Regions from separate parts of the Homo sapiens genome. Here region 2 is linked to region 1. Evidence: chromatin contacts called from ENCODE Hi-C data. All regions are on one chromosome and are shown on one strand. Each heading gives the region's core, a stretch centred on a gene start or an enhancer-like site at or near the end of the contact. The rest is flanking DNA. Distances are from core to core; before and after follow the strand shown.

Region 1 (7,837 bases), core at 3,575-6,074:
TCCATATGCACTTCCTGAGCACCTGCCCTAGCCTTGCCCAGTGCCTGGTAATCAGGGAAGACTACCAGAAGGAGGTGGAAAGCCAAATCTTAGGGCCAGATAGGACCAGTGAGGAGGCTCCTACAATAATCTGGGTGGCTCGGACCAGTGGCTCCCCAACAGTGGAGGTGGGCAGAAGTGGTCCTATGCTGAGTATATGTAGAGACACAAGACTTCCTGATGGATTTGGATGTGACACATGGGAGGAAGAGCAGAGTCAAGGGCAGAGCTAAGGTGTTAGACCTGAGTGTCTAGAAGGATAGATTTGCCATACCTGAGATGGAGACAGCTGTGGGAGGGACAGCAAAGCCAGCTTCTCTGACTCCAAGTCTAGTGTTCCCTCTTCTTCCCTGTCTGGCATCTCCAAAGGGTCAGATGTGGGGTGGAGGTCAGTGGTCTTCAGTGCTCTTTCCTTCTGGACAGGCCCTCATTATCTCTCCAAGTCACTCGTCTGCAAGCCTGTCTTCATGATTCATCTATTGGAAGATGGTCTATCAACTAATTCATACTAAAGTGAAAATGGTTGATAAGTAGGGAACAGCCTTAGGAGGCCACTGAGTAGTAGGGGACAATCAATCATGGTAATAATAATACCTATAATAATAATAAAATAAAAATACCTAATCCCTATTTGGCACTTACACTTACTATGTGCCACTAACTTTTCTATAATAGGCACTATATGTGTGTATTATGTTATCTAATCCTACCTATAGCCCTGTGAGAAAAATGTTTATCTTTTTTTACAGATGAGGAAACTGAGGCACATACCCAGGATTACAGAGCTAGGATATGGCAGAGTCAGGATTTGAACCTAAGCAGTCTGGCTGAAGAGTCACGGTCTCAGCCACCACAATCTACTATCGGTCTATGCGTCTTACCAATTCTCATAACAACCATGTGAGGACCGCGATTTATCCCCACTTGTAAAGGAGAGAAAATTGAAGATCAGAGAGGGAAGGTGATCTGTGTGATCCAAGGTCACACAGCTGGTGCCTGGGGGCTCAGATAAAATAAAGGAGGCCCAGTTAAATTTACATTTCAGATCAACTGAATAATTCTTAGTGTAAGTGCATCCCACTCAATATTTGGGACATATTTCTACTTTAAAGTTATTTGTTCTTTATTGCAAATTTAACTAGGTATTCTGTTCTTATTCACTGAATCAGAGACCCCTAGGCCTAAAGACCCCTAGGAACCAGTTTGGTCCAGGCCAACTTTCTCAGGCTCTCAGGATAAACCTCTCTCCCCAAACCTCCAAGTCCCAAAAGACAAAGGAGCTGAGGTGTCCCCAGCCTGCTCTTCCCTGGTCCCCCTCAGCCTTGCCACCCCATGTCCCATCTCCTGCAGGTCCTCCTGATGCTGCGGCCATCACGAGGAAATCCCCGGATTAGGCTCCAATAGTGTTTCCCAGAGCCCTGACGTGAGGGGCTGGGCCCCGCTGAGCCAGGCAGCCATGTGGCCCAGAGCACCAGGCTTAAGAGCTTCCAGCCCACAGCTCCTAAGCAGGCCCATACATCACAGGCAGCTGGAAATCGAAACTCATTTCTCAGTTTGATGCACTGGCAGGTTCATTCGCCTGATTCAGGCAAAGTTGCATTCCACGTTGGGTATTTATCAACTACGTACCCACACTCAGACACACACCATGCTTTCCAAATTCATGCCACAGAGTAAAAAAGAGCCAAGTTCCCTGCAGCTGCCTGCAAGCACCTGCGGCATACAAGGCCTGTGCATACAGGGTATAGGCCACACAGACAGGTCTAACAATTACTGTTCTAACCAAAATAGTCATTGCTACCATCTTTTGAGTGGACACTTGCTATATGCCTGATGAAGTTAAGAGTTTTCCAGGCATGAGCTCATTTAATCTACAGCCCAGACCATGAGATAAAGAATGTTATCCCAATTTTGCAGATGAGAAAGCTGAGGCACAGAACGGTTAAATGGCACACTGAAGGTCACACAGCCAGGAAGTTGCTGTTGCGGGATTGAAGCCAAGCCCTTGATTCTAGGTTCAGTAGCTTTCCCTCCCTCCTTGGCCCATATTACGGAAATCGTGGTCTGAGATATCCCCAGGGGTAAGTCCTATGAGCTAATGAGGAACATCAGAGGTCACTGGTCCATCTTTCTGCTTTGGCACGAAATGCTACAGCTCAAAGGGACTTTGCCATTCTGATGGCAAAGTAGAGTCAGGAGCCACCTCCTCATGAGCAGGTCTTGGGGTGGGGCCAATATTTCTGTGTTGGGAGGGAGGAAAGGCCTAAAGAGGACCATGGACCCCAAGCGAGTGACCATTCTGCCTCCGCCTGAGGCATCCCAGGGCTACATACAACAAGTGCCCCAGGAACCTGGGCTCCAGTCTCACGTTCACTGCTGCCTTTCTCTGTGACCCTGGGAAAGCCCTTCCCCTTCTCTGAGTCTCAGTTTCCCCCTGTGTCACAGGTCTTTGACTTGTTTTGTCAGCTCTGGCATTCATGAGTGCCCCTTTCATAACTATGGTCAATCCCTCACCCTCTCCTCGGGTTCTCCCCAATCCCAGGCTTCTCCAGTCCTGCTGAAGAGCCTGGTGTGGTTAAAAGAACAGGGGCTAGGCCCAGGGCTACCTGGAACACACAATCCCCTTTGAGGCCACCAGGTCCAGGACATTTCTGAGACTCAGCTACATTTCAAACCCATTCCTACCCCCAAGATGCAGCCCACATCCTGTTACCCACCTCCAGGATGAATGAGCTGGGCTGTGTAATAGACTCCTTAGAGGAGCCGCCAGCTCCAGTCTCTTACAGGATTCTCTCAAGGCACCTTCCCCTGACTCAGGAGGAGCCAGAGACACCTGCAGGCCTTGTCAGAACCTGTGGGGTACATGTGCTTGGCCGGCTGTGTGAGCAGGTGCAGGGTGTTCTGTGCACCTGTGGTCATGTGTATCCCTGTGCTGTAGGCCTGCATGTGTGCTGTGTGCATGCAGAGAAATATATGCTGTGGATGCATTTTTAAGTAGTCCATCCGTCTTTGCTCGTGAGTCCCCACTCAAGTCACTCAGTGTCCCTAGATCAACCTGGAAACAAGATTTAGACGAGCCACCTGGAGACACACCTGGGAACCCAACACTCCATTCTGAAGGTTCTAGGATTTCTTGCACTCATGTGCACACACAAATACACCCGTACACATGGTTTCCTTCACCCCTTTGTACTGTTTAAATTAATATCTGTCATCCTCCATAGATTATAAGCATCTTGGGGATGGAGCCCAATTCAGTCCACCTTCAATTCTCCACCCCTGAGCCCTACCCAGCACTTAGCACAGGATTCGGAACAAGTGACTTGCTCAATTTTGTTAAAATGTCTTCAGTTTTAAATGCAGGTTTATGTGTGCATATTTGCACTAGGGGTATGGCTACACACATGTGAGTCTCCTTGCCTGCACTGGTGTGTGCCCACATACTCATGTGTTCAAATAAGCAAGCATGCACAGATGTGCACATCAACTAGTGTGACTAGCACACACCTGTGTGCACGTGTCTTTGAGCATATGTTTGTGTGCTGGCATACCCCTGTATGTGTATGAGCCTGACATATGCCTGTCAATGGACACTGGAGTGTCCCTCTGCATAGCCACTGACATGCACAAGTATTACCACTCATTTCATCATTCATTTAGTTATCACTTGACAAATGTTTAATTAACACCTTCTATGCACCCACCACTGTGCTAGCATTCGGTGAATGAAACGAAGTCCCTGCCTCCACACAGCGTACATCCTGGTGGATGCTTGTACACATGGTGGGTGAGCACACGTGTGGCCTAGGTGCTAACATATGTGCACGTGGCAGCATGTGTATATGCACCATGCGGAGTGGAGCTGGCACCCCTTCCTGATCCAGTTAGTAAGAAAGAGCACTCTGTCTTCCCCCTCCGTGGCTGGAACAGCTCACCTCTGGGGGAGGGGACACTAGGTGCCGGGGATCCCCCACCCCAGCCTGGACCTTGCCCCAGCTGTGACAAGGAGTCAGCCAAAGTGACTCCTCCATGCCAAGGGGCATGGAGGACTTTTAAACCAGGCTGGGGGCCGGCCTAAGAGGCCAGCAGGCCTGGCTGGAGAAGAAAGTAGAGGCAAAGGCCCAGGCATTGTTCTCTCATGTATCCTTCAAGATCACCAGCACGAAGTGGCATCAGGCGTAGCCATAGACAAAGACAGCACTCCTCCAGCAAGCTTGACCATATGGAGGAGGGGGTGGGAGGGGACAGGGGCCAGGCCTTCTGGCTTAGGATGAGCCTAGAGAGCAGCAGAAAGAAAACACAGGCAATACAAGGCCTGGCCCCTAACCTTGCCCATGATGACAGCCCCGCCTTGCTGCACAGCCTTGGAGCCTCTGCCCCATCTGAGGTAAGTGGGGCGGGAGGTCTAGGTGACTTTGAGGGCTGCCCTTCAGGCCTTTCCCTGTGATGACTCACGCTACCCCAGGATTTGGGCCACGGAGGGTGGAGTGAGGCCTGAGTCCAGGTTCTGATGGACATGAACACACAGGAGGAATAAGAAACTAGGTCAGAGGGTTCCTGTAGGGGAATGGTATGTGTCCCAGGGCCTGGCCCAAGGTGCAGCGGCTGTCGTGCCTCTGCCCTGCCTTCCACCTGGGGACCCTTCCACTCATGCATTGTGAAAATTTCCCAATTAAAGATGCTCACACCTACTAGTTAGTGGAGAATACAGAATACACAATCAGATCACCCGTCAGGTCCTGGCTCCGTGTGTCCACGTCCAGCCCTCCAGCACGTGGCTCCTCCGTCTCAGCACCACACCCATGAGCTGCCCCAAGTCTGTTTAGCTGTGCAGTATCTAATCCAAGAGGGCAGGGACTGTGTCCACTTGGTTCTCACACTGTCCCCAGTGTCCGGCACACACAGATCTGGCTGACGGGAGGCACTCAATAAACATTTGTTGAGCAAATAAATTAACTGCATGAACATGTTAACAGTGAATATTCAGGGTCGGGAAATTTCAGATCACTTTTATTTATTTCCTTATACTTTTAAGTCATCTCCATGTTTTCTAAAATGAGCATGTGTTGATTTCATAACCAGACACTTCCCCCCTCCCCAACCAAAAAAAAAGCTTCTAAAAACAGAATAAAGCAGAGCTTCTTCTCCTGCTTCAAGGCCCTACTCCCCAGACACCCTCAGTGACAGCCCGTTTGTCCTCTGGGTTTTCTCAGCACTGCCTGTGGGAATAGCCATGTCACCAAGCAAGTTAGGGACCAGCAGCAGGGCTCCCATCCCCCAGACCAGAGGCTCTCACTGCCTCATCTTCTCATGTCCACCGCTGAGTTTTGTTTTAAATGTTTGTTAAATCCCAGCTCTACCATTCACTCGCTTGGTGCTGCTGGGTGAATGACTCAACATCTTAGTGCCTCTGTTTTCTCATCTTTAAAAGGGGAATACTGCTAGTATCTACCCCATGGGGTGGGTGGGAGAACTAAGTGCACATAACGCACTTAGCACCATGTCCGCCTGAGGGTAAGCACTCAATAATTGTCTGTCTGGTTGGTTTCGATTTCTTTTATTAAGTCCTTCTCACAAGCCACAATAAGGGTTCTGCGTCTGTCATCAAGCTTAGTTCCCACAATGCTAGCAAGTCAGGCTTGTGATTGGACCCATATTGCAAAAGAGGAGCCAAAGGCTTAGACAATCAAGTCACTTTCCCCAAAGTCGCACAGCAAGGAGGCCACAGCATTGGGATTTGAATCTAGATCTGTCTGACTCCAGACCAAGTGCTCCTGAAGTTTCAAATTCCATCTATGAGGAGAGGCCAGGGTGGGATAAGTTTGAGCTATAGGACAAGGCTCTGTGTCTTGGAAGGGTAGAGGGACAAGAGAGAAGATGGCCAAGAGAGGTTAAGCCTGGAGCTCCTTCCCTACACCCAGTAGTATACACTGAATACGGAGTGGCCACTGATTTGCCAGGGACAGCAGCTGTGGGGCTGGGAAGAATCCTTGGACTTGACCTCCCTGCTTCCCTCAGCAAGACCAGCATTCAAATCCCAGCATGGGTCATTCATTCCATCCTCCCCTTTACTCATTCATTCATCCATTCATTCACTTCCCTAACAATTATTTGTTGAGTACCTGCTATGTGCTGAATAACATTCTAGGCCCTAGAGATAAGTAGTGAACAAAATAGTGGAGTTTACATTCTAATGCAGGAGACAGGCAGTACGCATCTTAACAAGGCAGCGAACAGGTCAGATGTTGATGGGATCCCTTCATTGATGGAGAAGGTAAGGGGAGAGGAAGTGCCAGCGCTGGCACTCTGTTTCCTATCAGTGGTCAGGAAGGACCTTGCTGAGCAAAGATCTGTAGGAAGTGGAGGAGTAAGCCATGGGCACCACTAGACAAGAGGGTGGTGGGCAGAGGGAGCTGTATCCACTATGCTCCTCGTCTACCCATCCATCACTGTTCTGCCATCCTGTCGTCCTCTACTAACTATTAGAGGTTATAATCTCTCATTTTCACTACACCCCTCTGATACAGGCATCATTAGGATTCACCTTTCAAACATTAAAAACAGAGGCTCAGCAAAGCCCTGTGACTCTCCCACGGGCTGGGGGAGGTAGGCAGCCCAGGTCCCTCCAGGACACCTCCCCTCCCCGGCTCTGTCCTGCTTGCTGCCCAGAAAGGCTGTGATTCAGTGACCTGCACTAAGGGGATGGAGCAGGACTTGGGGGGGCCGTAGAGCTGCAGTTCAGGGAAGATTCTGGAGCCAGACTTCCTGGGTTCACATTCAGCTCCACTAAGTTCCTGCTGCATGGTCTAGCTCTCTGTCTCCATTCCCTCCTCTGATAAATGAGGATGATCACAGAACTACTTCTACAGTTGCTGTAAGGAGTAAGTAACTTACATAAAGAGTTTACGACAGAGCCTGGTAAGTGCGATGTGAGTGTCAGCAGTTCTGTGACTGGCTGGGGTCGGGCAGGGGAGCTCTGAGACCAGCTACCCAGGGATTTGGGAGCTGGACAATGCCAAGGTCCTGCGTCAGCCCAGGGCTCTGGCTCACACTGGGCCCTCTGTCTCAGAGACTCTGATCCTTGCCTGTCCTTGGCTGACCAGAGGGGAGGTGCCAGGCGTGGGATGGGGGTACGTTCCTGAGGGCTGAGGTCTGGAGTGGGAAGGGGAGGGGCAGAGAAGGCAGAGTGGGACAGCAGGGACTCCTCTCTAACAGAAGCCCAGTGCTGTCCAGAGGTCAGGAAAGGTGGAGCCACTCCCAGCCCCAGGGAATGAATCATGATTGGTCTAAGCCAATCCCAGTAACCCCAATGACTATGCTTTGTTCGGGGAGAGAGGGCAGGTGGTGCAATTTTGGCCAGCAAAACAAAAGAAAATGTCTGCTGGGGGACTTCTGGGAAAAGTTTCTTTGCTCTTGAAAAGAAATGAGTCACAAGAAGCAAGTTGTTTTCTGCCTCTGGCTGCAGCTATAAGGCTGTGATACTTGGAGCAGTGGCAGCCACCTCATGACCATGAGGGAACAGCCCACCCTGAGGATGGAAGAGAGAGAAAAGGGAAAACAAAAACCATGGCCTCAGGGGATGTTGCTGAGTCATGGAATTAAGCAACGCTGCCTCTGGAACATCTCGTCCTATGAGATAACACATTTTCTTTATGGTTGATGCCTGCAGTGGTCGATTCTTCTATTACTTGCTGCCTAAAGCACCCTGACTCAGCATCTTAGCCTGACCTCCTCTTTCTGGCTTGGGTCCATGTGGGTGCTCAGGTGAGGAATGGGGCTGGGTCAGACCAGTGCCCTT
Region 2 (7,837 bases), core at 2,878-5,377, 200 kb after region 1:
TCTGGGTTGGTGTGGAATACTAGTTAGAAAAACATCTTCAGTCAGATCTGTTTTTTGCTTATTTTGAGACAAAGTCTCACTGTCTCCCAGGCTGGAGTGCAGTGGTGTGATCTTGGCCTCCCGGGTTCAAGAAATTCTCCTGCCTTAGCCTCCGAAGCAGCTGGGACTACAGGCCTGTGCCACCACAGCCGGCTAATTGTTGTATTTTTAGTAGAGATGGGGTTTCACTATGTTGGTCAGGCTGGTCCCCAATGCCTGACCTCAAGTGATCCACCCGCCTCAGCCTCCCGAAGTGCTGGGATTACAGGCATAAGCCACCGCTCATGAGCCAGTCTTAGTCAGAATTTTGAAAGGCATTGCTTCCTTGTCTTCAAACTTCCAGTGTCACTGTTGAGCAGCCTGATGCCATCACTCCAGAGGTTTCCTGTGCGGAGCTGGGACTAGGACGAAGTGAGTGAAGCACCCATCTGAGATGCAAACATGCAAGGGAGTGCCAAAAAATTCACCCATTGAAATGTCAATTTCAAATAAAGACGAGATCCAAACCTACGCTTATTCAGCTTGACCTCACTCACATCGCCCAAATCCCAGTCCTGTCGGACCATCATGTCTTTACTTAAAATTTTGCTGTTTGTTTATCATGGGTTGCTTTCTTTTTCTTTTCTTTTTTTTTTTTTTTTTGAGACAGAGTCTTGCTCTGTCACCCAGGCTGGAATGCAGTGGTGCGATCTTGGCTCACTGCAACCTTCAACTCCCAGGTTCAAGCAATTCTCCTGCCTCAGCCTCCTAAGTAGCTGGGATTACAGGTGTGCACCACCATGTCCAGCTAATTTTTGTATTTTTAGTAGAGATGGGGTTTCTCCATGTTGGCTGGGTTGGTCTTGAACTCCTGACCTCAAGTGATCTGCCTGCCTTAGCCTCCCAAACTGCTGGGATTACAGGCGTGAGCCACTGCGCCCGGCCTCTTTTTTAAATAGTGCATTAATTTTTTTATCTTGATCACTGAGTTTTTTGGTGCCCCCTTAAATTCCACCCACAAGGCAAGTGCCTCACTTGTCTCGTCTAAGTCCCAGCCAGCTGTCTCCAGAAACCTCACAGAACTACCTTGATCTCTGCATCTGAAAGGTTGTAATGATGAGCCTGGATGTGGATATTTTTTTCACTGACTGAGTTGGATACTCAGTGGATCTTACCATCTAGGACACATGTCCTTTAATTCTGGGAAATTTTCTTGTATTATTTCCTTGACAATTTCATTCCTTCCTCTCTCCATTTCCGGGACCCCTATTAGCTGAATGTTGGACCTCCTAGATTGATTCATTAATTATATATAAATTTTTTCAGAGACAGGTCTTGCTCTGTCACCCAGACTGGAGTACAGTGGTACGATCAGGGCTCAACAGCAGTCTCAAACTCCTGGGCTCGGCCGGGCATGGTGGCTCACACCTGTAATCCCAGCACAACAGAAGAAAAAAAACCTCCTGGGCTCAAGTGATCCTCCTATCTCAGCCTCCCCTAGTGGCTGCGACTACAGGTGCACCATATGCAACTAATTTGTTTATTTTCTGTAGAAATGTGGTTCTACTATGTTGCCCAGGCTGGTCCCAAACTCCTGGCCTCAAGCAATCCTCCCACCTCAGCCTCCTGAAGCACTGGGATTATAAGCATGAGTCACCACGCCCAGCATGATCCCTAATTGCTTACACTTTCTCTCCTGCCTCTTCTCTGCTTCATGTCTTTGTCTCTCTTTGTTATATGTACAGAGGAAGTTCTTCAACTTTATCTTCCAACTCTTGATAATTTTTAAAATTTTTACCATCAGGATTTTTACTTTTAAGGATTCTTTCTTTTTCTCTATTTCTTTTTTATTTCACTCTGTTACTTTTTAATGGGTGCAATATGTTCTTGTATCTCTCTAAGGATATCAGTTATGGTTTCTTCAACCTTATATTCTGCTCCCTGCATAGTCTCCATTTCCTCTTGGTTCATATCTTCCTCAGAATACTGAGAGAAAGTGTCCCTCAAGTGTCCGTGATCTTTGGGTGTGTGTTGGTATTTAATGGTTCCCCACTGCAGGGCCAGTTGGAGGTATGAAGTGCCTGAGTGTGGCATGTTAATTGGACACTCAGTTGCTCCCACCAGCTTATCTGCTACAGACCCCTGAGCATAAGCATCTGTCAGTCATTTCTTTGGGCTTGTTTAATTCCTCCAGTGAAAACACACTTCAATCTTTGCATGGGGTTAGTGCAGGATGCAGGCATAAGCCTGATTCTGGTACCCTGGAGGTGGGTGGGGAAGGAGGCTGGGAGCCTTTATTAGGACACCTCACCCCTTCTCTTCACACTTGGCATCTCTGAGACCAGGACCTCTGGTCTCTCGTGGGAGTAAGGAGGACAGTCACCTGGCTGCATAGGATGGAGTGGGACTTGGAAGTCTACTGCTCCTTACACAGACTTTCAAACTACCCCCTACCCCTATTCTCAGGTCCTGCCCCACTTCCTGTGATACCTGGTGCCTCTGATCCTGGACCCTTTCTGGGTCTCTGTAGAGAAAATCAGCTCATTTCTATAGTGCCTTCCCCACTGGTAAGTACAGAGGTTTGATGTTTCTCCTCTCTGCTGAGCGCTTTATCCTCCTCCAGCAGCTTCCCCCTCCACGTATTGAGATTCAAGAGTAGGGAGGTCTCCATGTTCCACCAAAGACGGAGTTCAGGCTTCTATTCCTGTTCTCCTGTGGTTTCTGTACAGTTTTCAGGAGGGGAAAGGAGTGGAAACCTTTCTTCTACTGTCTTAGAAAGTCTTGGGCAAAATCTGAAATGGGGGATAGGAGTTGACCAGGCAGATGAGGCAGCAAAGGGTATTCCTGCCAGAGGCAGCTATCTTCACAGGCAAAGAGGAATAAAGAGAGCCTCCTGCTGCATGGCTGCAAGCAGGGAGAAGCTAGAGCCTAGGCTAAGGAAGTGGATCCGGAAGGGCCTTCAATGGGCCAAGAAGTGTGTCCTTGATCCTGGAGCAAACGAGGAGTGGGAGGAGAGGAGCCCCTTGGCCACATCTGCCCTGGGGCAGCAGCATGGCAGAGGTGCCAGGGGAGCAGAGCGTGGGGGGCATGCGGGGGAACAGACACGCTGGGAGGAGAGAGTCCCCTAGGGATGTGAATGTGGGAACAGGAGGAGGAGTACTCTGAAAGCTGTCTCAGAGCTGGAACCAGCAGGACTTGTGACTAACAGGAACGGGGCATGAGGGCAGAGGGAGAAGTGTAGTTTGAATCAAGTTTCTGGTTTGGGCAACAGAGTAGGTGGCAAGGCTGTTGACAGAGATGAAGAAACACCGCGGGAGAAGGCAATGTGGGGAAAACTCTATTTGCATCTGTATTACATTCCTCCAAATTCCATCTCTGAGAAGTCCACGCTGGCATTATATATAGTCGCAGTCAATATCCACATAACATTGTGGTCCTGCTTTTTTCCCTTAGCAGTACGTTTCCAGGTGTCACCAGAATCCTCAACGTCTTCCTTTGATTTGGCCACAGAATATTCCATTGTGTTAATAAACATGCCGGTTTCACCTTCTTATCCCCATATTCTGGGCATTCTGAAGAGGACTGTGATGGACACCAAGTTGTTCTCAGTAGGGCCTGTGAGTGGCTCCATAGCCCAGGTCTCCTGCCTCCTCCAAGGCTGAGGACCCCCTGAGGGCAGCTCAGGGGTGCCGTTGCATCTGCTCTGCCATCTACAACAGGAAATGTTGAGGAAGAATGCTTGAGACCTCACAGTCCCTGTAACTCACTGATCCCCAAAACCACCCCTGAACCTCAGAGGAACTTGCTTCCCCCTCTGGTCCCCAGGCAACACTGATTCTCCCAAGCTAGGTCGGAGCAGGGAACCTCACTCTTCCTCCACCTGAGCCCTCTCCCCTTCCCAGTGGCCATGCTGTTTTCTGCCGTCACCCTCCCCAGTAATGGCCTCGCTCACATCTCCTCTCAAGAGGGTCCCAAGGTACATGGGTCAAGTGAAATCAGGGTTGCCCCAGACCTAAGAACAGTGGTGCCCCCAGAGGGAAGCTGGAGCCCTGTGGCAGAGGTGGAGGAAGAGGAGAGGACCAATCAGTTGTTATGGCAACCAGGGCTCCCAAGATGGAGGGAAGGGAAAAGGCGGCCCTGCTCATCAGTTGCCATGGCAACCCAGAGCCTCCAGGCCAGCTTTGAAAACAAAAACCACACACACCCCACTTAACAAAGAAAGTACCCAGGACTCCTCGGTATGCTCCGCAATCCAGAGCGCCAAACGGAACAGGTCAAGGTCTGGTCTCACGATTGACTTTGTAGACTTTTTTTAGGGGCAGAAGGGCTGCTTTTTTTCTGAGAAAATAGAGAGCCAGGGCTTGATAACCCGTAGGGTCACTCAGCAAGCATTTACTGAGCCTACTACATGCCAGGGCCACAGCGACAAATTAAGATCCAGACCCACTTTCAAAGGAGGAGAACAGATATTTCCACATCAGTACGAGACTTGCTGGAAGTCTTCCCTGACGACGGTTTGGCAGTGTTCATTAAAAATTTTAAGTGGATGTTCTCTGTGACCCAGCAATCCCATTTCTAAGACGCTGCCTGCAGAAATATTTGAATCTGAAGGTGATCTTTGCAGCATTATTTACAGCAGTAGATAATGGAAAACAACCTAAATGTCCCGTAATGGAGGCCAGTTACATCAATTTTGGTACATGCATACACGTTGAAAATGCAAAGGCGTACGGGCGGAAGAACACATAAGGAACCATTAGCAGCCATTACCCAGGAGTCGCAGGACTGACCAATAGGGTTAGAGAAGGGGGGCGTTTCACTTTACTTCTCAACCATTTGGAGATGTTACAAGAGTGCGCTTCCCTCCCGCCCCCAAGAGAGACGGGCTCTTGCTTTGTCACCCAAACTGGAGTGCAGTGGCACATCACGGCTCACTGCAGCCTTGACCTTCCAGGCTCAAGTAATCCTCCCCTCAGCCTCCTGAGTTCAGCCTCCTGAGTAGCTGGGACTATAGGTGTGTGCCACCTGCCCAGTTAATTTTTTGTATTTGTTTAGTTTTTTTGTTTTTGGGGGTTTTTTTTTCCTTTTTTTGAAATGAAGTATTACTCTGTCATCCAAGCTGGGGTGCAGTGGCACTATCTCGGCTCACTGCAACCCCCGCCTTTCGGGTTCAAGCAATTCTTGTGCCTCAGCCTCCTGAGTAGCTGGGATTACAGGTACCCGCCACCACGCCTGGCTAATTTTTGTATTTTTTAGTAGAGACAGGGTATCGCCATGTTGGCCAGGCTGGTCTTGAACTCCCAACCTCAGGTGATCCACCCGCCTGGGCCTCCCAAAGTGTTTTTGTATTTTTTGTAGAGACGGATTATCGCTATGTTGCCAGGGCTAGTCTTGAACTCCTAGCTTCAAGCGATCCTCCGCCTTGGCCTCCCGAAGTGCTGAGATTACAGGAGTGATCTACCGCGCCTGGTTTACTTTTATAACTTAAGGAAAATGCTAAATGTTTGGGATGATTGGTCATACAATGGGATTTATAGTGATGAAAATCAAGTACGTTAACTGGTTATGATACAATGCAAAAAAAAAAAAAAAAAAAAAACCAGCACAGGCCAGGCGCGGTGGCTCATACCTGTAATCCCGGCACTTTGGAAGGTCAAGGCGGGTGAATCACTTGAGGTCAGGATTTCGAGACCAGCCTGGCCAACATGGTGAAAACCCGTCTCTACTAAAAATACAAAAATTAGCTGGGCATGGTGGCCAGTGCCTGTAATCCCAGCTACTCGGGAGGCTGAGGCAGGAGAATCTCTCACACTCAGGAGATGGAGGTTGCAGTGAGCCTTGATTGTGCCACTGTACTCCAGCCTAGATGACAGAGCAAGACTGTGTCTCAAAAAAAAAAAAAAAAAAAAGCACAAAGGCACTTACAATAGGAGCATCAAGGGAGAAGAGGAGAAGTAAGATGGGTGGGAAGAAGTTAGGTCTTGCAGGTTGCAGAAAATGTCATCATCAGGAGAAGGAGGAAAGGCATTTTAGCTGAAGAAATGGCAAAAGCAAAGGCTAGGAAGAGTAAAACTTCCAGTACTCTAGAAAATCCCAAGTGGTCTCTGTGGCAGAGGTGAAGAGATGTGACACAGACCTTACACAGGAGCAGCAGGAAGCCATCCCAAGTTTGAAAGTAGGGAAAGGACATGAGGAGAGCAGAACCTACAAAGATTTCTCCAGGCAGACGTGAAGGAGAAGTACTAGAGTCCAGGAGACACCTTAGGAAGCTACTGTAATCACACAGGAGTGACACGAGGAGGACCCCACAGGAGGGTGGACGGAGGGGAGAGGGAATTACAAGAAGTATTTCATATGTAAATGGCAGGAGTTTATGATGTTTCTCAATCCATAGACTTACTTTCTAGAGCTAGATGAGGTTCCTCAGCTTACAGATGGGGAAACCGAGGCACAGCTAGGGGAAGTGAGGGTTTCCAGGACAATAGGTTTATGACTTGAAGTTTTCTCTGGGCCTCCTGGGAGAGGAGGCTCAATCCTTCCAAGATCTGACCTTTTTTAACTCTTAATTCAGACAATTCCCAACTGAGGGGGATGGGCAAAGGTGAGGCTGTGGCCCAAGAAACCCCTGCAGGAAGAAAAGAGGGAGGAAGAGGACGACCCCCTTTGGTATCTGGATGCTGAGAGTCCCACTCTGAGATCCCAGCCTCCTTAAAGAGAGCACTCTTGGTCCCAGACTCGAGCATGGCTGTCCTGCAGGGAGCTTGGGGCAGTGCTCAGGCCCTGGGAGGGGTGTCTGGTGGTGGGCAAGGTGCCACCACGAGCTGGTCCAGGAAGTGCCTCTGTCACGTGCGTGCCTCCCCAGTGTCCTGTCCCACACCTGGCACCATGGCAGCACTGGGACAAGCACAGCGCTGGACTCAGGAGTCAAGAGCCCTGGAATCTACTGCCTTTCTGTCCTGCCACTCAGCAAGCTGGCCTTGAGCTTGCCACTAGCACTCCCATGTGATAAGGCCCATGAAGGCATGAACTCACACTGAGGAATGCTATGCTAAACACGGCCCTCTTCCTGGAGAGGAAAATGGAAAAGCCCCAGGCGGGGGAGTATTATCACAAAACTGTCAGCATGTCTACATTTATCAGATTAGTTAAAAGAAGAGACAGGGCTGATCGTAATCATTCCCGAAATATGTGCAACTATTCAGCTTGCAACTACTCCCACACACAGGCCTCTCATTTGACTTTCAAAAATTAAAACAAAAACACTCAGGACAGGTGCTGCTATTCCATTTTACAGGAAGCAGGTTCTGAGAGATTCAGACTCAATCCATATGTATTAAGTGTCCATCTCACGCCAGCGCCTGGACAGAGGTACCAGCAGCTGCTAGAATACAGTTAGATCCGTTCGCACTGGTCCAAAAAGATACTCCATGAGAACAGGGTTACATGTCAAACAAGCTTAGGAAATACTCCAGACTTTATCCCTCCCGCTTCTGATGAATCGCTGTGCCTATTAAATTACTCAAGGCCCTGCCTGGGAAGTCCTGCTTAGCTCTGTTCAACATCTCTCCCAAGTACATGGCCATGGAACCGCCTTTTACACACAACTTCTTAACAGCCTGCAGAACTTGGGTTTTGTGGAACACATTCTTGCAAATGCTGACCTGAGCAGTAGAAACAGAGCACTGAAGATGGGATTTCAGACAATCAGATGAAGAATACATCCTGGGGCAGCATCTTGCCTCTGTCTATCAACTCACAGCAGAAGCATCTGCCTTTTCCTGGGCTTCGGAATACAGCGAGCTGATGGGGCCAAGTTCTG

Evidence for each region. Hi-C counts contacts between places; a loop is a spot of excess contacts on that map.
Region 2: a loop to region 1 is called in a map of gastrocnemius medialis, with 3 times the contacts of the local background. The contact joins the promoter of LINC02690 here to the enhancer-like site in region 1. A Hi-C loop is called at or near these places in 1 of 168 maps with a recorded cell type or tissue (gastrocnemius medialis).

Annotation. Positions count from the first base shown.
Region 1 is chr11:45,549,912-45,557,748 of GRCh38, forward strand. No RefSeq gene overlaps it. Among named protein-coding and RNA genes, the nearest start is that of CHST1, 110 kb to the right of the region's middle. Within about 2 kb of position 4,825, at least 2 of the 41 ENCODE cell types and tissues checked have a DNase peak (open chromatin) inside an H3K27ac peak, as active enhancers do; they include gastrocnemius medialis, where a contact is called at or near this core.
Region 2 is chr11:45,747,481-45,755,317 of GRCh38, forward strand. It overlaps LINC02690 (long intergenic non-protein coding RNA 2690), which reads right to left and starts at 4,128. Exons shown (of 2, transcript NR_183774.1): 1 at 4,031-4,128; 2 at 3,340-3,728.